2 separate regions of the Homo sapiens genome follow, and region 1 is linked to region 2. The links are chromatin loops, found by intact Hi-C in ENCODE. Cell type or tissue: CD14-positive monocyte. All regions are shown on one strand. Each heading gives the region's core, and the rest is flanking DNA. Links, peaks and the distances in the headings are about the cores only.

Region 1 (11,525 bases), core at 1,186-9,185, 81 kb before region 2:
TGTAATAAGAAATAAATACAATCTGGGGCTTATTTCTCCAACCTCATTCTACCCTCCATAGTATGGGCCTCTCTAGATAAAAATGTTTGCTAGGGATTAACATGGCTTTTAAAATGTTTGGGTGAAAACGGAATAAATCAGGTAGGTTCCCGAAGCATATAAAAGCTTAAGGGTTTGTGTCTAGTGTTCTGCCTTTGTTCATTAGTTTGTGGTTAGATGCAATGTTTTGTATGGTTGTTGCTGATTTCTGACATGATTGGCTCAGAATGTCTCAAGACGTTAACAATGGCTGAATCATGAAGCATCTAAAGTAAAATTTCATCAAGATTTTATCAGAATGTAGATACCAAAAACATATAAAACAGAGTGAATAGAAACGTGAAGACTGACTCAAGCTTTCTGAAGTTCAAGATTCTTTTTTAAAAAAAGTAAATACTGCTTTTTGTTTAGCTCACCTAGACAGGTTTTAAAAATTTGTAGGTTCTAATGTTGATATTTCACCTTTTCCAGGAAATCATATAATACAAATACATAGAACCATCATATTGAAGATTTACCTTTCTCTGAGAAGCATTTTCAGGTGTATGTAAAGTGCTATATTCACTGACAGTGTTGTATATTTGAACAAAAATGAGGTCCCTGCACAGCATCGTTAATTCTAATAAAAGTATTATACACATCCAAGATGTAAGACATTTTAATACTATTACGTTTTTAATAACGATAGATAATGACACATTTCTTGTGCACCAGCAACTGTGCTAACCACTTTTTACATACTATTTCATTTGATCCTCACAACAATCTTAGGAAGTAAGCACTCTTAATTAAATTTCTAAGTGAGGATACCAATGTGTAGAAAGATTAAGTATCTTTTCCATAGTCACATAACAAATTAGTTGTGAAGCCAGATGTTGAACCTAAGTAAACTGATTCCCTACTGAACACAAATCCTAAACTGCTCTTTTATACACCCTCCTTACATTCGCTCTTCCAATTCCTGAAGAATATTCACTAAATGAATGCTTCGCTGTAATAAAGACTCTTGCTATTTTCAGAGAGTTAAGGTAGACTAACAAAAAGTTTACTTCCTCACATGGTCTAGAGCAGTGATGTTAAATTTTAATGTTCAAATAAATCACCTGGAGATCTTTTTTAAATGTAGATATTGATTCAGTAGGTCTGAGGTGGGACCTGAGAGTCTGCATTTTCAACAAGCTTCCTGGAGATGTCCTTGCTGCTGCCTCAGACCATACTTTAAGTAGCAGGTCTGGCCGGGCGCAGTGGCTCACACCTGTAATCCCAGCACTTTGGGAGGCCCAGATGGGCAGATCACGAGGTCAGCAGATGGAGACCATCCTGGCTAACATGGTGAAACCCCGTCTCTACTAAAAATACAAAAAATTAGCCGGGCATAGTGGCGGGCGCCTGTAGTCCCAGCTACTGGGGAGGCTGAGGCAGGAGAATGGTGTGAACCCAGGAGACGGAGCTTGCAGTGAGCCAAAATCCTGCCACTGCACTCCAGCCTGGGGGACAGAGCGAGACTCTGTCTCAAAAAAAAGAAAAAAAAAAGTAGCAGGTCTGTGGAATTTTTCCTGAGATGCATCAAAGGGATAGAAGTACAGTTCCAGTTGTTTTCCTGTGCCCTCCTTTAATTACCTAGTTTCTGTGATGTCACAATCTAGTTTGGAATAACCTTATCAACTTCCTGACTCTTTCTTCTTCTATCCTATTTTCCCCTTGTCTCAAAGAAGAAAACTGGAATGCTAATATAAATATAAATATTGCCACCAAATTCCGAAAGGGAGATAACCAGCTCAGGCATGTGTTAAGGAAAAATAATCCTGTGTCTTCTTTGTATTACTTTGTAGATTACAGACTATTTTATAAAAGTTTGAAATAAGTCATACACAGAACGCTTTCTATCACTAAGCTCACCGGGTAAAAATCAGAAAAACAAACATCTCCAAAATTACCATTTTCAGAAGTATCAGAACAACCCTACAAGAATAAGAGATGCAAGAAGTAGAATGGTGAGTATTTTAGGAACCAAGATATTGCCCAGAAGTTTAAGACTCATTTTAGGTTTATCCTGCACATCCAAACTTGTCCTTTCATATCCAACAATTTACCACACCCTATAGATTTAACATAACAAACAGCAATTCTTTTTCATCCACCACTGCTTTGGTTTAGTCCCCATCCCTTCTCACTTTACCAGTTTCCTAACATGGGCAGGAGAGAGGATTCCTGTTTAGCCCCAGGACTACTTCAAGGCCATTCTCTACACTGCTGCCAAGGAAACTTTTCCAAATTATTAATCTAATGTCACTTTGCTTTGCCTCCTTTCAACAGCTCCCTATAGTGTTAAAGTTCAGGCTTCCCAGGTTAGCACAGATAGCTCATTGTGGTCACACCCCCTCTGTCTCAGTAATTCATTCCTTCCATTACCTCACACAAACCTTTTACTGGTACTGAACCAGAATACAGCTCTACTATTGCATCACGGTGTTTTACACCTTCCTGCCTTCTCATGTTCTATTTTTATTCAGAAACTCTCCCCTTTCCCTTCTTTGCTCTCCTTCCTAGACCTCCCTCCTACACACCCAGCCAACTTGCCAAGAATCAGTTCAAGAAGTGTTCTGGAATACCTGAAAGCTCCCTGAATCCTCCTATTAAGATACTCAGAGGAACTACAGTAGGAAAAACAAGACCTCATAGACTACATCTGCAATAAGTCTAGATCACAAATGTAACTCTAAAATATAATTTGGTGGGGCTAAGTTAGGAAAAACTACAAGACCTATATGGTATCAAAACAGTATGGCTGAAATCAGAGGAAAGACAAAGGGACTGCTGATGACCCTGAGAGCTGGAAACTCCCAACTATCAGGCACCCCTAGAAAGCACAGTGGGCTTTTCTGAGAACAACAGGAGACAATGGGAGAGGATTTTGAAAGTTCCACTTTGAGAGTAATGAGGGCAAATACAAGTGGCCTAAAGAATGATCTGATGGTCCCAGAGAGTTTTGGGGTCTGGGGTCTATAAACTCTCAAAAGTGACAGACAAATCAACCCTTACATTACAGAGCTTAGCCCTAAGGAGAAACTGCTGGTATTCTAAGCCACAGAGAGCAGAACAGGGACTATAAGAGTAAGGAAAAACAAGGTGAAGATAAAACTGAGAAGAGTAGCAGAGGAGGAGGATCTAAGAGGTAGCTATTTTGATCTATCTTCTCTTCTAAAAGTACATAAAAAGTCATTTTACTTAACAATGAAGAGCAGCAAAAGAATGCCACAGGATCTTACATAAAATTAGTATAAAAAATAAAATAGTGAAAAAAAATCTCTCAAATAAGGAAAGCACACCAGAAAATTATGCCCACAAAACAGATGAAGAACCTAATGTTTCAAAATGAGCTAAAAATAAGAGAATTCTAGAATCTATAAAGAACAACATATATCAGAATCTAATATATCAGAATTTAAAAACTCAGAAGTGAGATGATTAAGAAAAGGATTTAAAAAGAGAGGTAAAAGAATTCAGGAAAGAATTAGAAATAAAAGAAAAAATAACTACCTCTAAAGTTAGGAAAAAACACAAAAGTAAATAAACACAACAAAATATGCCTTAAGAGAAATAGGATATGGAAAAGAGGAAGTTTTATAGATAATAGAATTTTGAAAGACTACTAAAAAGCATTTGAGAGTAAGTGATGAATACAGAAGAAAAGCAAGAGATTCAACATAAATATACTAGTAGTCTCTGAAGAGGAAAACTAAAGCAATGGACAGAATAAATATTAAAACTATAACTCAGGAAAATCTTTTACAATAATAAAAAGTCTTAAAACTAAACACTGAAAGGGTATACCATTTAGCTGGGAATTAAATCTATAATGCCAACATTAAGAAATATTCTACTAACTGACTGGAGATATATACATGCATATGTGTGTGCGTGTGTGTGTGTGTGTTTATTGAGGGGATATTATTCCCTTAAACCTTCTCTGAATAATCTATTAGAGAATGAGCTTCATACAATGAAAATGACTTAAGAGGCTTTGACATAAGTACAAGAGGTAGCACTAAATATATTTTTTCTATAGAATCAAGGCTGATGATTATAACAATAAAATGTCTGTGTGCCCTAATAATGTAGCTATAATACAAGAATCAAATATAGATAAGTACAATAAACTCATTTATTATTTCATATGTATTCATTAGGTCTACAAGGATATTACATCAACAAATGCTGGATTCGAGAGAAGAAAGAAAGAGAAACAGGTCACTAGTTGGTTGCATTAGTGCTCATAGTAGGAAACAATAGTCAATAGCCAGAAAGGGAGGAATGGAAATTACTATTACAAAGGATTTATTAAAATAAATATAAAAGTAATTATTAAAACAAAAAATGCAAACCTTCCTAAATGCCAGAAGATATTTTCAAAACTTTTAAATTTACTTGTGGGGAAAGAGAAGAATTAGAGTGAAATAACCAGAAATGAAAGCTAAGCTTCGTTTATTATAACTTGCTTCAAAACTTTGATTCTGGGGTGGTCGTAAGGGTTCGTGCCTTGTAATCCCAGTGCTTTGTGAGGCCAAGGAGGGAGGATCACTCGAGACCAGGAGTTCAACACTGCTGTGATCTATCCTCATGCCACTGCCCTCCAGTCTAAGTGACAGAGCAAGATACTGTCTTTAATAATAAATAAATAAATAAAACACAATTTAATTTTGGACCCTTGTAAATATTTTTCATAATTTCAAAGCAAGCTTAATTTATAAAATACAATCTCTAAAAATTAAAAATAAAAGTATAAAAATGACCCAACTGTATAAACAGTGCGGGCATAACTATACAGAAAGGAACTAATTCAAGTGAATTTAAAACATGGTAATTTAATTGCACATTCTGAGGACATGCCCTAAGGATTAAAAGTAGAATAAAAGAGAACAAGCAAACAAAAACACCCACTACGATCAGACTATTTTGAGAAAGCATATAGTTAGTGGACATGTTGGTAGTGTTATTCTTAGGTTGTTGTGTGATTACTATGGGATAAACAAATGAGAATTATGCTGGTGTTATTGAAAGCACGGATCTTTCAAGTGAAAGAAAGAAACACTATTGTAACACATAATAAGGTTAAGTAGTCTTGAACTGTAGTCTTGAATTTTGATTGGAACTGTCAATACAAAGTCACGATTTGTTTTTCTTTGAAAAATATTTCCCAACTCAACCATCCACAATGTCTCAAAACAATGTACATCCCAGCTGAAATTAGTGTCTTTGGTCTTCAGAATACGGGTTCTAAACTAGACATCTTACTATGAAGAAACAGGGATCCGTGCATAAATTGCTGATTGCAGGTCTGGGATTGGAATGCGAAATGTTTGAGATGGTCCTTAATGAATCGATAAGCTAACTGGAGCAACTCTAAAAATCTGGTCACTGGGCCAGTAGAGCTCTAACATCAACTGGGCAGTTGTAAGGAATGTAAGTTCTCTGTCTTACCTCAGACCTGCTGAATCAGAAGATTTGGGGTAGAGCCCAGCAGTTTGGGGTTTAATAAGTCTTCCAAGTGATGTTGATGAACACTGAAGTTTGAAAACCATTGCTCTAGGGCAATGATTATCAATGGCTCTTAACATCAAAAACATGAGAAGCAACCAATTATACTTTTTCTGACAAAAGTACATACTGCCAACCTATGAAGTAATCTTGCCTCCCACCAAAACCAAAGTTGAACCTGGGTCAGATTAAGCTCTAGTTCTTACAATCAAGTTATAGAAAATAGAGATAAACATGTTATGCAATCAAGAAAATCCAGACAGAGGGAAATTCTATAGGTTAAATAATCCAGGGTTTTCCAACAAAGAAATTCTAAGGAAAAATTATACATGGAAAAAGAACCTATAGAATAGGAAAGGCCAATTATAATAATATGTGGACCTTAGCTGATCCAAATTCAGATAAATAAACTGGAAAAACAACATTTATAATATAATTAGATAATTTTGAGCACTGAGTATTCAATAATATTAAGGGCCTTTAATCATTGATTTTTTTGGAAGATGGTGATACTGTACCTATATTTTGGAGATACACATGTAATTATATGCTGTCCACAAAAAAATTCAAAATAAATCTGGGGAGGAGACGGCGAAGTGGATAAGATAAATAAAATTGGCCTTGAGCTGATGGAATTAATGATTACTGAAACTGAGTAATGGTTATGTAGAAGCTGAGAAGCCTATTACAATATTCTTTCCATTTTTAGGTATTTGAATTTTTCAGTAATAAAAGGTTTCACATCAAGCATCATCTCTTCCAAAAAAAAAGGTTCCTTAGCACCACTCCGAACTCGATTTAGATAGCCTTTGTCAGTGTTTCTGTACTGCTCTGTGTGTAACTCTACCTTGTCTATGATCAGTTCCTTGAGAATATTGGGTTTTACAACCTTTTATAATCCAGTGGCTATTGTAGTCCCTGTACACAGCATCTTTTTCAGTTCAGGGTCCTCAAGGGAAACAGAAGTAATACCCAAACAGGGTAACTGAAGAGGGTTCAATAAAATAATTACTCAAGGTTAAGAGAAAAAACTAGAGATGAGGCATATGGGACTGGCAACAGCAGAAAGCCCTTACCTCATCTTGCCCAATGGGAAGGGAATGGGAGACTTACCTGAAACCTAGTGGGAACTGTGGCTTTAGGAAAGGGCTCCTGAGAGGAGCGGTAGCCTTTGTTAGAGGAACAGACCTGGAGCCCTATGGGGGGTGATTGCAGGGAAATACGTACTTCAAAGTCACTCCAATATTCTGCTGGTAGCTTTCATTGATTGAATCCACGTAGAGGCCAGCAAGCCCGTTAATGCAGTCAACAGGAAGAACACGAGGGTGGAAAGTGGATCTTGATGGTGAAAAAATTCAGCACATTAATCAATAATAATTTTTGAATAAAAGAATGATGCCTACAAGCAAATAAATCCAAAGACAAAACAATATAATGGTCCAGAAAAGTAATCAATATTGATGTCAGAGGTAGACGCAATGCCACAGAGACAAGAGGCTTCCTTAGAGATTCAGGGGGTTTCCAAATCACGACTTAAACTGTTTGGTGTGTGTGTGCACACACAGCTGTGCGGGTGCGCATGCAGAGGGGTGGGTGTGTGTGTGTAAGGAGGCACATTTGATGACACCATTCTCATGGAATCTCTTGCTCTTGCTCTTAATCCATCGGGCAAAGATTTTGAGAAAATCTTAGTTTATTTGCAGCAGATTTTAAAATAACCACAGATATTTCTATTGATCATTTAAAAGAATGATCTTTGTCTTTTCTATCAGTTTTTTTATCTCTAATAAAAAAATTATTTGAATACATACTGTATTACCTCCAGTGGTATTTTTTAAGCAGCATGCTAATATCAGAATAGCAGTGTAAATATACCTGCAATTGTCAGTTAACCTCATGCTATTATTTTTAGACTGCCTGCGGCAGTGTATCAGTACTGTCAGAAGGAAAAAATAATACAGAATAAGGCATTTTCACATTCTTTTCCACAAGCCAAGACACAAAATGGGCTCATTATCAACATGTGGTTGCCTACATTTCAATATTAATATATCTTTAGCTCTCCAATAACTGCTGTGGAGTTGTCTAATTCAGCAAATGTAAACATGTGTTCCCCCAGGAATGATACGCTGCCAGGCAAATGAGATATTTTTTCCCCTCAAATCCTTCCTTGAAATAAACTAATCAAGTCTAAAGATTCCAGGGCACTATTCTAGAGAAAAATGTTTTTTTTTTTTGAAGATCACAGTGTTGCTAGTGTTTCTACCCAGGGAGTTCAACCTGATGACCTTGCTACATACATGAGGCCTAAAATTATTCATGTCAAGAAGGAATTTTTTTTCTTGTACCAGATTCTCACAGGACCTTTAGCTGATAATAGCTACTAATGTCCATGGAAAAAAATTAAAAATTATATGATTCTGGAGTATGTACATCTTCATACTTTCCATGATATCCGCAACCATATCTTAAAGCATTTACCTGGTAGCAGGGACATAAATTCAAACTTTGTCACCAGGGACCAGTTTCTTGGAAGGCAATTTTTCCATGGGGGGAGGCAGGAATAGTTTGGGGATGAAACTGTTTCATCTTAAATCAGCAGGCTTTAGATTCTCATAAGGAATGCTCAACCTAGATCCCTTGCATGTGCAGTTCACAACAGGGTTTGTGCTGATCTGACAGGAGGTGGAGGCCAGGCAGTAATCCTTGCTCTCCCACCGCTCACCTCCTGCTGTGCAGCCGGGTTCCTAACAGGCCACAGACTGGCACCAGTCTGCAGCCTGGGAATTGGGAAACCCTGGACTAGAGTGCTGGTTTTGCAAATCCAAATCTTGAAGCAGTATCCCAACTAAATATCCCAAGAGATGATAATAAACATTTACTATTCTTCATGTACAAAGACGGTTTAGTTTTCTACCAGTTAGATGGCAGCCTCCATTTTTTTTAGTAAAGGTAATCAGTTCACATCATATACACGGATACCTTGTTCTCCATGAAAATAGGAGTTTTCTGTTCAGCTATAATAGCTACCAGCATGCACAGGAACCAAACCTATGACTTCTGCCGTAAGGGCCACAAAGTTACATCCAGCTGAGTCCCCTAATGCATCTGAGTCTTTTGCAGTCAAGTATAGTGGTATACTTAGAAGAATATGTGATCTGCAGCCAGAAGACTTGTGGTTTGGGTTCTGTCTCTGCCACTTACAAGCTATGTGAATGTGGGCAAGCCATTAAACATATTTGAATTGTAGTTTTCTTATTGATAAATTATAACTATTTATAATTATTGCTGTCCTACAGAGCTGTTGTGAGGATCAAATAACAGTAAATGTGAAAGAAGTTTATAAATTGCTGAGTGCAATATAAGGTAAGTTTTCTGGCCTTTGATATAATTGTTTTATCTGATCAATCCACATTATTTGAGATCTGTCAACATGGGATTTCCAATTATCTAGTTCTGTTTCCTCCATCTTTTCCATTTATCCTCTCTTTCCAGTTTTACTATTCTCCATCCTAATTTAAAATATTAATTCCCAATAAAAATCTCAAATCTATCATTGATGGGCATTTGGCTTGGTTCCAATTCTTTGCTATTGTGAATAATGCCGCAATAAACATATGTGTGCATGTGTGGGGGTGGGGGGAGTGGAGAGGGGGGAGGGATAGCATTAGGAGATATACCTAATGTAAATGACGAGTTAATGGGTGCAGTATATCATCATGGCACATGTATACATATGTGACAAACCTGCACGTTGTGCACATGTACCCTAGAACTTAAAGTAGAAAAAAAAATCTCAAATCTAAGTAAATGCTATAGCAAAATATTTTAACAAAGTTTGCTCTCTCTTTTTACCCTTAAAATTTATTTCTAGCACAGCTTCAGGGATTAAAGCCAGAGACCACAAATGTAAAGCCAGGCCAAGAGTCAGCCTCAGGATTAAGGACCCCAAGAGGCTGGGGAGGTCAAAAATCACCCTGAAGACCCCATCTGTGGAGATAGGGTGTGTCTCACAGAGAGGTACACCCACAGTGTTTATGAGGGTTAGGAAACTCCAACACCTTATGCAAGGAGATGCCAGCAGGAGGAAAGGAAAGTCATCATAGATGTTTTAGTCCACCAGCAGATTGTCTGGCCAATAGGAGTTTGTAAAGATTTGAGAATGGCTAAATGCCATATCAGGAAAAGCATTTGACTGATAGTAAGAACTAGTTTCACTTACTGTTTCTACTAGTTATGGAACCGGTTTGAGCAAGTTTTGTTTTGTCTTTCTGGGCTTCAGATTCTTCAACTATAAAAAGTCCAGATCGCTTCTAAATTTCCATCAAGCTCTAAAATAGCACATTAGTCATAAGTAATTCATTTCTATTTTCACTATGCAAAATAAGATCAATCTGACAAAAATAAAATAAAATAAAAACAGCCGTCACCACTAAAATTTGTGTTTGATATGATTTTGAAGTCTTCCCATTCACTTGGGAAAATTCAAGGTTCTATTTAAGAAGGTTCCATAAAAAGTCAAATTAATATCCTTTGTACCTACTTCTTTAAGATGACTGCTTAACAGGAATTCTGATAAATGACAGGAGCTTCTGCCTGTAGCAACCAATCAAAATGTATTATTAGCGTAACATTCCCATGTAACGACATGCCAATAATTATCTCTTAAATGGAAATGTGGAATTCTTAACTTTCACATGTACAGAACATTACAATCATTGGGACCTAAAAAAATTGTAATTAGAAATTTCAACTATGTCACATTCTAGATTTCTTGTTGGTTTTGTAAAACTGGCCCCAGAAGAGGAAAGCGCAAGGTCACTATAAGTGTCCCTCACTTAGCATAAAACCCAGGACTTAAACTTTCTCATCTGGATGGGAACCCTCTCTTCTCTCTTAATACCTCTTTTTATCTTTCCTATCCTCTTTACTGCACCCACAAAATAATATTGTCAGAGCTTTCATATTTATAAGCTATTGAAGAGATAATAGCAGATAAGAACTTTTTTTTTTTTACTTCACTTTGTATTTGTTGTTGTTTTGATTCAGGAAAACATTGAATTGTGTTAGTGTAAAGGGGAGAAGAATAAATCTAGCCTGATGAAGAGTGGGAAGATATTAAGCAAATGATTTGTCATGCAGTAGGGGAGTCAATAAATATTTTATGTTGATAAAATCAGAAGCAAGTGAGCTAATATATAAGAATGCATTTATTAAAACATAAGATACTATATAAACACTCTTATTGTCATCAGTACTTTAAGCAGAGCAAAAATGGAAAAGAGACAGAAAGAGATTCTTGCCAAATGCCAGTGCTACCCCCACCAAAAATGTGTTCAAGGCTGGAAGTTGGTTATTTAAGTTTCCTGTCTTCATAGGATGCTATAACTCTTGCTTTCTTTCGAGTTTCTTCATCTTCCCTTACTCCACCCACATTATAACGATGCCCAGAAAAGGCCGGTCTCAGTTGCATACTCAGTTCAATGTCTGAATCCATGGATCATGGACAGCCCCTTACGATTCACAGAAAGAAGTTCATATTTAATTAAAGATGAATGAAGTCATTTAAAGACATCCTCTTTCAGCAGTTGAAAATAAATGATGTTTTTAGATCAGCATCTCAGGAGCTCTGTCAGAAAGCACAGATTTTAGAATCTTTAGTTCCAGTTCCTAGTGTTCTCTGAGGCTACAGTGGCAATCTTAGGCCCATCAGTCTTTCTCTGACCCTTGGCTTTAGGCTGTTAAGCCTTGGCCATCTGTCTTCTAAATACGCATGTTTGGTCTCCAAGGACCAACACCCAAGGTGAGAGGACATGGGTGGTCAGGGAAAATGTAAAGTCGCAGTTGGGATAAAGATAGAGAAAAATCATAAGGCATTTCCTCCATGTGGAGCATAAGCAGTATCACCTTCTAATGTGCAGGACAATTTATCTCTTTCCCAAGGTAAG
Region 2 (11,525 bases), core at 2,463-10,462:
GGAACTATTTCCCTGGAGAACTAGAACAAGACAAGGATGCCCACTCTTACCACTCCTAGTCAACATAGTACTGAAAGTCCTCACCTGAGTGATAAGGCAAGAAAAAGAAATAGAGGCCATCCAAATAAGAAAAGAAGCAATCAAACTATTGCTCTTTGCAGATAATATGATTCTATATATAGCAAACCCTTAAGACTGCCAAAAAGTCTCCTGGGACTTCTCTAGCTGACAGCCAAATCAAGAACACAATCCCATTTACAATAACTACACACACAAAAATTAAGTACTTAAGAATACATCTAATCAAAGAGGTAAAAGATCTCTGCAAGGAGAACTACAGACCACAGCTGAAAGAAATCAGAGATGACACAAACAAATGAAAAGACAGTCTATGCTTATGGATTGGAAGAGTTAATATCCTTAAAATGGCCATACTGCCCAAAGCAATTTATAGACTCAATGCTATCTCTATCAAAACACCAATGTCATGTTTCACAGAATTGGAAAAATTTATCCTAAAATTCATGTGGAACCAAAAAATATCTTGAATAGCCAGAGCAATCCTAAGCAAAAAGAACACAGCTGGAAGGATCAAATACCCAACTTCAAACTACACTATACAGCTACAGAAAACAAAACAGCATGGTACAGATACAAAAATAGACATATAAACCAACAGAACAGAATAGACAACCCAGAAACAAACCCATACACCTACAACCATCTGATCTTTGACAAAATTGACAAAGATGAACAATGAGAAAAGGACTCCCTATTCAATAAATGGTGCTGGGATAGCTGGCTACCCATATGCAGAAGAATGAAACTGGACCCCTACTTATCACCATACACAAAAATTAAGTCAAGATGGATCAAAGACGTAAATGTAATACCTCAAACTATAAAAATCCTAGAAGAAAGCCTAGGAAATACCTTCCACATCAGCTTTGGCAAATAATTTATGGCTAGGTCCCCAAAAGCAATTGCAACAAAAACAAAAATTAACAAGTGGGACCTAATAAAACTAAAGAGTTTCTGTACACCAAAAGAAATTATCAAAAAAGTAAACAGACAACCTACAGAATGGGGGAAAATATTCACAAACTGTGTATCTGACAAAGGTCAAATATCGAGAGTGTAAAGGAACTTAAATCAACAAGCAAAAAGCAAATAATCCAATTTGAAAATGGGCCATGGACATGAACAGACACTACTCAAAAGAAGACATACAAGGGGCCAACAAAGAAATGAAAAAAAAAAAGTTTATCATAATTAACCATCAAAGAAAAGCAAATCAAAACCAAAGTGAGATACCACCTCACAACAGGCAGAATGGCTACCATTAAAAAGTCAGTTTCTCAACTGCTTTCCGAAGAACTTAAAATAGAGGAGATAGGAGATTTCTCAAAGAACTTAAAATATAACTACCATTCAACCCAGCAATCCCATTACTGGACATATACCCAAAAGAAAATAATTCATTCTACTATAAAGTCACATGCACTTGTATGTTCATTACAGCACTATTCACAATAGCAAACACATGAAATCAACATTTGTGCCCATCAACAGTGGATTGGATAAATAAAATGTGGTACATATGCACCATGGAATAACATACAGCCAGACAAAGAACAAAATTATATCCTTTGCAGCAACATGGATACAGCTGGAGGTTATTATCCTAAGTGAATTAAACAGAACATAAAACCAAATATTGCATATTCTCACTTATAAAAGGGAGCTAAACATTGAATACACATAGACATAAAGAACTAGAGACACTGAGGACTACTAGATGCAGGAGGAAGGGAGGTGGCCATAGGCCAAATACAACCTATTGGGTACTATGCTCACCACCTGGGTGACAGGACCATCTGTATGCCAAACCTCAGTATCAAGCAATATACCCTTGTAACAACGTTGCCCATGCATCCCCCCGGGTTGAAAATAAAAATAAATAAAATTTTAAAATAAAGTTGTGGATTCTATAAAAGAAAGAAAAAGAAAAGGAAAAAGAGGAAGGAAAAAGAGGAAGGAAGGAAGGAAGGAAGGAAGGAAGGAAGGAAGGAAAAGAGAGAGCAAAAGGGAGGGAGGAAGGAAGGAAGGAAATGCTTTAAAAAATCATGAATTTTTAGGGACATGATATTTTCTTTCACATTCCTGAGTGGTCAAATTGAAGTATTTTTGCCCTTTGAGGAGAGGATTCAGTGGACTCAGAAATAAACTTATGTCTATAGTTTTCATATATAAAAATAAATCTTTTCGTGGCCAGGAAAAAATTAATACGAACGTGGCATTTGGAAGCTTTAATATGAATGTGACCACTGCTTGGGCAATCTCATCTTTAAGCTACAAAATGTCCCATATTTCATCATTAAGTCTTCTTTAATCACATAATTCAAAAATTGTTGGGTGATAGCTATGTGAAAGGAATATGTATAAGAGTTTCTTTTTATTTGTAAGAAAGATGTGGAGAGTTAGCCTGGTGTCAAAAATGTTCTTCACGTAACTTCAAAATGACATTTTCCCTCTGATCTTAGTTGGTGTGACAAAAATTACAAACAAAAATAATCCTGCAACATTCTTTTCCTTTTATCATCCCTTTGAATATTTCCAAAAATATTTGGCAAAGCCTGAGATATCTTCCAGATTTTCATGTACTCATTGATACCCATCCTTAAAAACCTGAGTCAGGTTTTTAAGATGATATTTTTACAAGAAAAAGGAGTCCTATCACATTCTAACTTAACTGGTTTTAGGACTTGAATTCTGACCTTGTAGAGGATTTCACATTTTATTTGAGATCAAATACATTTTTATTTTAATATTGCATCAGGACCCGCACTGCATAGACGGAAACCTATGATTTCATTGGATCCATGCATATTAAGCAGTAGAAACGAGGTCAAAAATGGAAAAAACAAATTAAGTGGGTCTTTAGGATAAAGAAGGGCAATGTGGTAAAATAGAATGGAAGGACTCTGGTTTCATCCTTCCATACCTGTTTGACCTCGGACTGAGGTTTGATTTACTCATTAATAAAACAGAATGTGGCCGGGCGCGGTGGCTCACGCCTGTAATCCCAACACTTTAGGAGGCTGAGGCGGGCAGATCACGAGGTCAGGAGATCGAGCCCATCCTGGCTAACACGGTGAAACCCCGTCTCTACTAAAAGTACAAAAAATTAGCCAGGCGTGTTGGCGGGCGCCTGTAGTCCCAGCTACTCAGGAGGCTGAGGCAGGAGAATGGCACGAACCCAGGAGGCGGAGCTTGCCGTGAGCCGAGATCATGCCACCGCACTCCAGCCTGGGAGACAGAGCGAGACTCTGTCTCAAAATAAATAAATAAATAAATAAATAAATAAATAAGAATGTTGTAGGTTTTTTTGTTGTCATTCATAATTTTCTGTTTTTTTTATTTTTGAGATGGAGTCTCACTTTGTCACCCATGCTGGGGTGCAGTGGCATGATCACAGTTCTCTGGAACCTCCACCTCCTGGATTCAAGCGATTCTCATGCCTCAGCCTCCCAAGTAGCTGGGATTACAGGTGCACACCACCATGCCTGGATAATTTTTGTACTTTTACTAGAGATGGGTTTCACCATGTTAGCCAGTCTAGTCTCAAACTCCTGACCTCGTGATCCACCCACCTGGGCCTCCCAAAGTGCTGGGATTACAGGCATGAGCCACCATGCCTGGCCCATAATTTTCTGTTTTAAACAAGAAATATATATATACCTATCCCTTAGTTACAATCTGAAAACTTGAAAATCTCTGAAAGCCAAAAGGGATTTTTTGTATTTCACTGATGCAGAACAGAACTGAACTGAAGTTAATATGCATACCTATCTTAGTTCATGTTATGTTGCTACAGCAGAATATCACAAACTGGGTGATTTATAAAGAACGGAAATTCTTACAGTTCTGGAGGCTGGGAAGCCCAAAGTCAAAGGGCATGCATATACTGTGGGCCTTTTTGCTCTGTTATCCTATGGCATGGCAAGAGGTGGAAGGGCAAGAGAGTAGTATGAGAACAAGAGGAAGAGGGCCTAACTCATCCTTTTATTAGGATAGCACGCCAGTGATAACAGTATTAATCTATTCATGAGAGCACAGACCTCATGACATAATCACCTCTTCAAGTTCCCAGCTCTCAAAACTTTTGCATTAGAGGTTAAGTTTCCAACACATGAACTTTGGGGGACACGTTCAAACGATAACAATACATTTTATCACAGAAATAGTAATGTAATAATTCAAGATCTTGCCCACGTCACTAAAAGTGTTACCATAAATATGTACCATATTCAATTTCTAAAATTAAAAAAAAATGTGAATTCAAAACACATCTGGCCTCAAAGGCTTTCGATGTAAGGATTGTGGGCCCATACAGCTCTTAACAAAGCCTTCTTCTTTCCCTTTCCCATTTAAAAAGTTAAAATAATGCATCTTGAGTTGATTTTTATATAGGTGTAAGAAAGGATTCCAGCTTCAGTCTTCTGTGTATGGCTAGCCAATTATCCCAGCACCATTTACTGAATAGGGAGTATTTTTCCCATTGCTTGGTTTTGTCAGCTTTGTCAAAGATTAGGTGGCCGTAGGTGTGTGGCCTTATTTCTGTGCTCTCTATTCTGTTGCATTAATCTATGTGGCTGTTTCTGCACCAGTAGCCTACTATTTTGGTTACTGTAACCCTACAGTATAGTTTGAAGTCAGGTAATGTGATGCCTCCAGCTTTGTTCTTTTTGCTTAGGATTGCCTTGGCTATTTGGGCTCTTTTTTGGTTCTGTATGAATTCTAAAATACTTTTATTTCTAGTTCTGTGAAGAATGTCATTTCTTCACAGGTTTGATAGGAATAGCACTGAATCTGTAAATTGCTTTGGGCAGTATGGCCATTTTAACAATATTGTGAAGAATGTCATTGGTAGTTTGATAAGAATAGCACTGAATATGTAAGTGGCTTTGGACAGTATGGCCATTTTAACAGTATTGATTCTTCTTATTCATGAGCATGGAATGTTTTTCCATGTGTTTGTGTCTTCTCTGACTTCTTTGAGCAGTATTTTGTAATTCTCATTGTAGAGATCTTTCACCTCCCTGGTTAGCTGTATTCCTAGATATTTTATTCCTTTTGTGGATATTCTGAATGGGATTGCCTTTTTGATTTGGTTCTTGGCTTGCTGTTATTGGTGTATAGGAATGCTGGTGATTTTTGTACATTGATTTTTTATCCTGAAACTTTGCTGTAGTTGTTTATCAGCTGAAAGAGTTTTGGGGCCAAGATTATAGGGTTTTCTAAATATATAATCATGTCATCTGCAGAGATAGTTTGACTTTCTTCCTATTTGGATGCCCTTTATTTCTTTTTCTTGCCTGATTGCTCAGGCTGGGACTTCCAATACTATGTTGAGCAGGAGTGGTGAGACAGGGCATAGTTGTCTTGTGCTGGGTTTCAAGGGAAATGCATTCAGCTTTTGCCCATTCAGTATAATGTTGGCTGCGGGTTTCTCACAGATGGCTCTTATTATTTTGAGCCATGTTCCTTCAATACCTAGTTTGTTGAGAGTTTTTAACATGAAGGGGTGTTGAATTTTATCAAAAGCCTTTTCTGTGTCTACTGAGAAAATCATGTGGTTTTTGTCTTTAGTTCTGTTTATGTGATGGATTATGTAAAACCCCAAATTATAAAAACTCTGGAAGACAACCTAGGCAATACTATCCTGCACACAGGAACAAGCAAAGATTTCATGACAAAGACACCAAAAGCAGTCACAACAAAAGCAAAAATTGACAAGTGGGATCTAACTAAACATAAGAGCTTCTGCACAGCAAAAGAAACTATCAACAGAGTAAACAGACAACCTAGAGAATGGGAGAAAATACTTGCAATCTATGCATCTGACAAAGGCCTAATACCCAGCATCTATAAGGAACGTCAATTTACCAGAGCAAAACAAACAACCCAATTAAAAAGTGGGTAAACAGCTGGGTGCAATGGCTCACACCTGTAATCCCAACTCTTTACAAGTTCAAGGCAAGCGGATCAACCACATACATAAAATTTTTTAATGTGTTGACAATGTTGCATTTTGATGCTCCCATCTCTATTTCCAAGTTTCAAATAACTTTAAAGTGTGCAGTGTTATAGGTCAGAATATGACAAAGGCATGCAATGTGTTTGTATTATATTCTATTATATGTTAAATACTATATTATACGTTATTATATTTATTATATGTTTGAGGTTCTCATGTCAAAGCCTGGATGTTTAGGACAATAAAGAGTTGCTTTGTGCTTGGGGGAAAAAAGCAAGAAAATTAAAATAATTCAGCAAAATCAAGGAAGTGGTTAGAATGACTTAACTTCATTTAGGTCACCTGTTAAATTCTTCACTTCAATGGGTTTTTAAATAATTTGTTATAAAGATAGGACGTAGCAAAGTTGCTCACAAAAGTGTATTTTAGGAGTCCTGGAATTCAAAATAGTCTAAATAAATTGTCAGGCAATATGTTCAAGAAATTACAAGATACTAAAAGAGTAAAGCTGGCAAGTCATTAGAACACATTGATATTGTCTGGAAAGAAGAGAGGGCACGCCTCATCAAAAACTACCTCACCTTGAACCTGATTACAATACAATTTGTATTTATTCACTTAAAGTCCTCATCAACAAAACAGATCTACAAGCACTGATAGTGAATCAGGGTCCTATTAAGGATGAATGAATATTTTTTAAAGAATGGTGGATTAATGGCAGTAATGTCCCTTTCTGTCAAGTCCTGAATGGGCTTTACCAGACTAAACAATACCTGTTTTTTACCTAATAAGGATAATACTGCTTGGCTTAGGACAAAACACAAAACAACGAGGAAGGGTTTAGACACTTGCAATCCCCAAGGTCTTGTAACAAAGGGCAGGGATTGCATCTCCTGGGTCCTGGCCTCATTCTTACATCAATGATTATGTTCTACCTCTCTAAATCCCTTCAGTGCACCATTTCATTTCTTATTCTCAACTGTTGTGTAATGAGCACCTGCCAAGTTTCTGTTAAATTTTTCTTAAATTTTCAGGCAGTTTCCAAGGTATCTCCCTTTTGTGATAAAAACTCTGCAATGTATTTCAGTGTATTTCAGGTGAGGAATTTAAAATCCCACTCATAATTGTTTGAAATCTTCCCTCATTCAAGCTGTCAGAGCTTGACAGCCCTGGTTCTGTTGTTATGCACTATTAAATGGGAGCTGCTCTCCAGCCTAGGGGTACCTCTCTGTTTCAGTGGTGGGGAAATGGGTGAAGCTTATTGGGGATCCTTGGGGAAGGCAATGCCATATAAATGGGAGTTTCAGCAGAAGGAATGAAAATAATAAGTCCCTTTCTGAAAGCTCAGACCTACAAAATTTTTAATGTGTTGACAATGTTGCATTTTGATGCTCCCATTTCTATTTCCGAGTTTCAAAATAACTTTAAAGTGTGCAATTTTATAGGTCAGACTATGAGAAAGGCACACAATGTGTTTGTATTTTAAATTTGGAGTTTTCTTTAAAAGCCATAGAACAGTAAATGTTTTGAAGATACTATTTTCTGCATTCAAGTGAAGGTGAAGAGAAGGGGAAAAGATGTGATGATTTTTCCATCTGATTTCTATTTCCGATAAATACCCTAATGACTTCTGCTGCAAAATGCAGAGGTCGTTAGAAAGCAGTGTTACTAATCTAGATGGAAACAAATTTCAGTCTGGGGCAGTAATACATCTTATAGCTCATAAACACATTGAGCCCAATTATCTTAATATGTTTTACATGATAAGAGCAATTACAAAATATCTGGAAGAGTTGATGTGCTGAGGGTAATTATTTTAATTTATTCACACTTAGACACTGAGGTAGGATATGAGATATACTTCCATCAGGACTTCTTTCTTCTGGAGACATTCATTGATTTGTTCATTCACTCATTCAATAAATACATCATTCACATTTTTCAGATATTGTGCTAAAGACAGGTAGCACGAAACACATGACAAAAAAGTAAATGTAAACTACCCTAAAGAGCTAGCACTGCAGTACAAAAGATGAAGCAGGTATATAAATAAAGCTAACATAGTACAAAGTGAACAAGTACTATAAGAGGTGTACAAACAACGCCTCTTAGAAAAGGCCATTGAGGCTGGGCGCGGTGGCTAATGCCTGTAATCCCAGCACTTTGGGAGGCCAAGGTGGGCAGATCACCTGAAGTCAGGAGTTCATGACCAGCCTGGCCAACATGGTGAAACCCCAGTGCTACTGAAAATACAAAAATTAACCAGGTGCGGTGGTAGGCACCTGTAATCCCAGCTACTTGGGAGGCTGAGGCAGGATAATTGCTTGAACCTGGAAGGTGGAGGTTGCAGAGAGCTGAGATTGCACCACTGCACTCCAAACTGGGCAGCAGAGCAAGACTCCATCAAAAAAAAAAAAAAAAAGAGAAAGGAAAGAAAGAGAGAGAGAGAAAGCAGAAGGAAGGAAGGAAGGAAAAGCAAAAGCAAAAGCAAAGGCCATTGATGTGAAATGAGCATTTCCAGCAAAGGATGGCTTTTGGGAGAGATTAAATTTGAGTTGGACATTAACACAGAATTTAGGTAGCAGGGGCTGGGGGAAAGCAGACAAACTTGAAAGGAAGAAAACTATCCAGGGCCAGGTGGACGGGGGCTCACACGTGTAATCCCAGCACTTTCAGAGGCTGAGGCAGGCAGATTGCTTGAGCTCAGGAATTCAAGACCAGCCTGGGCAACATGGTGAAACCCCATCTCTAAAAACCATACAAAAATTCACCAGGCATAGTGGCGAGCGCCTGTGTTCCCAGCTACTCAGGAGGCTGAGGTGGGAGGATTGCTGGAACCCAGGAGGTTGAGGCTACAGTGAGCCAAGATTGTGCCACTGAGCAACACAGCAAGACCCTATCTCAAAAAAGGAAGAAAGAAAGAAAGAAAGAAAGAAAGAAAGAAAGAAAGAAAGAAAGAAAGAAAGAAAGAAAGAGAAAGAGGAAGGAAGGAAGGAGGGAGGGAGGGAGGGAGGGAGGAAGGAAGGAGGGAGGGAGGGAGGGAGGGAGAGAGAGAGAAAGAAAACTATCAAGGCTGAGGTATGGTGTGCACCCAGACAAGAAGATCAGGAAGCACAATGTACACATAGGGAGCAACAGACAATGTAGTCAGACCAAATGCAGAGAATACAAAGGTCAGGAGAGAGAAATCAAGCTGGAAAGGCTGGCAGGTACCCAGGTCATGAGGGAGGCTTAGCGAAGAAAACACAAAGATAAGAACTTTGGACTTTACTACTAAGCACTGGGGAGCCATTAAAAGTTTTTGAGACTAAAATGACATGAGGATATTAAACAGATTAATCAGTAAGAAGCATGATGGATAGACTGGAAAGGTCAAATAACTGAGCTAAGAGAACAAACTAGGCAGCCCCTGCCCTGGGTGAGGTGAGCACTAATTCAGGAAGAAGTTAACGTAGTGGCAAAAGGAGTGGATGGTGCCAGGGGTTTGGGAGTCTGAGGAGATCTGAGAATGTTGATAGGCTGGGCTGAGAGGAAGAGCCCAGTGAGAGAGAGATGATGGAGACACAAAGAATGTGTAGAAAAATGGTGGAGTAATGTCCAAACGGAGGTGGCAGCAAGGCGCAATTGGAGCAGGCTGGATTTCACAAGTAGGGATGGAGTAGGGATGGTGGTAGTCAACTAAGAATAAGGAGGCTTGGGGGCAATCAGTGATTTTATAAAGAAAGAAAAATGTCTACACCAACCAATGCAGGGGACAGGTTAGAAAAGAGTCTAGGAGGCGAGTGTGCACATTATCAGACAAAAAAGCACACTTCACTCATACTGGTAGTGCATGAAGTGGTGCTCAAAATTAAAACAGGCAACACCGCCAAATAAGGCCATGGTAGATTCGAATTTCCAACACAACACTTTGTGGAATAAATATACAGAGCTACACCTAAAGCAGCAACACCCTGAGAGTCACACAATTAGAAAACTATGTGATGGTTTGGTCTAAATGAAGTGAAACTGTTTTATGTGACCTTTCTCTATTAATTTAGCTAAGTTGATGTAGGTTAGGTTCTGTTTTGTTTTTATATTATGTATAGACGAACCTCTTATTTCACTATTAAGTAATATGTATTAAGTGACTCTGGCACAAGATACAAATTTTCTTCCCACATAAATCTCCTGTTCACAAAACAAGTATCAGAGGTAAATAAGCAAAGAAAATGGCCAGGGAACAGCAGTGGATGATGGGTCCAGGACATGTTCTTTTGAGACCAGGTGCAAGGAGAGGCGCTGAAGGAAATGCCTGCCTCCTCACCCCATACCACTCTTCAGAGAGGTGACGATTGTTCTCCAGCCCCAGGGGAGTAGGTTCATCAAATTTAAGCCCTCTCTGTCAGTAATGAAAAGAGCTGGCACTTCATTTTTTCTCCAATTTTGCTAACTACGGGTTCTCCCTCAAAGTACAGGACCACCACATTAGAGGCAGAAGGAAAGGGCTTAGCTCTCCACTGCACATTTTCTGAGAGATGGGAATGAATGTGTTTCAGGAAGACAGAAATTATTCATATGGAATACTGATCTTAAAAGAGAGGATATAATGGCTATGTGTTTGTTTACTAAGAATACACCTAAAGTATATTATATAATAAGTTGCACTTTACTTTTGTGGAGTGCAGATTTTTTTTAAATGTTGCTACTATACAAATAGTTATCAATCATAAGATTTTTCTCCCGGCCAGGCGCGGGGGCTTACGCCTGCAATCCCAGCACTTTGGGAGGCCGAGGCGGGAAGGTCATAAGGTCAGGAGTTCGAGACCCACATGGCCAATATGGTGAGACCCTGTCTCTACTAAAAAAACAAAAATTACCCCGGCGTTGTGGTGGGTGCCTGTAGTCTCAGCTACTCGGGAGGCTGAGGCAGGAGAATCGCTTGCACCCAAGAGGCAGAGGTCGTAGTGAGCCAAGATTGTGCCACTGCACTCCAACCTGGGGCACCAAGCGAGACTCCATCTCAATAAAACAAAAAATAAACAAACAAAAAATTTCTCCCATACCTCTATACCTCTCCTCTTTCCAGTCCTTGCCATCTCCAGCACATATATAGTCACTTGAATTCAAAGTATAGGTCAACACGTGGTACTATAAAATAAAGCTTTACACTTCTCAGTGTTTGCTCTTATAAAATAAATTTTTAAAATTATATAATTACAGTCTAGATACATGGATCCTTCTACACAGGATACATGACAAATAAGAACATTTTCCAGACAAAGAAGTCCACTGAGATGTAGGCATTAATTTAATAAAATGGGCGTGAGTCAGTGTTGCCTTGGGAAAACAGATGTTAGAGATGCTGGTACCCTGTGCTAGAATGTTTCCTCCCCACCAACTTTTTCTCCTATTTTAAGATGCCAATAAACACCACACACAGAGGTGCTTATTGGTGTCTTGAAATAAGATAAAAAGCAGGTTAGCACTAAGCACTGGGAACAAA

What was found. Peaks named below come from ENCODE experiments on the same cell type or tissue, not always from the same donor. Only the 100,000 strongest peaks of a DNase experiment are listed, where the experiment ranks them.
Region 1: it touches region 2 in a loop (3-fold over the local background); 3 of 110 quality-filtered maps call a loop at or near these places.

Annotation. Positions count from the first base shown.
Region 1 is chr15:37,670,024-37,681,548 of GRCh38, forward strand. It overlaps LOC105370773 (a long non-coding RNA gene), which reads left to right and starts at 3,139. Exons shown (of 3, transcript XR_932116.3): 1 at 3,139-3,214; 2 at 8,877-8,943; 3 at 9,452-9,514. In CD14-positive monocyte, for the core only: no CTCF peak of the experiment used is centred there; no DNase peak of the experiment used is centred there.
Region 2 is chr15:37,749,395-37,760,919 of GRCh38, forward strand. No RefSeq gene overlaps it. Among named protein-coding and RNA genes, the nearest start is that of TMCO5A, 180 kb to the right of the region's middle. In CD14-positive monocyte, for the core only: no CTCF peak of the experiment used is centred there; no DNase peak of the experiment used is centred there.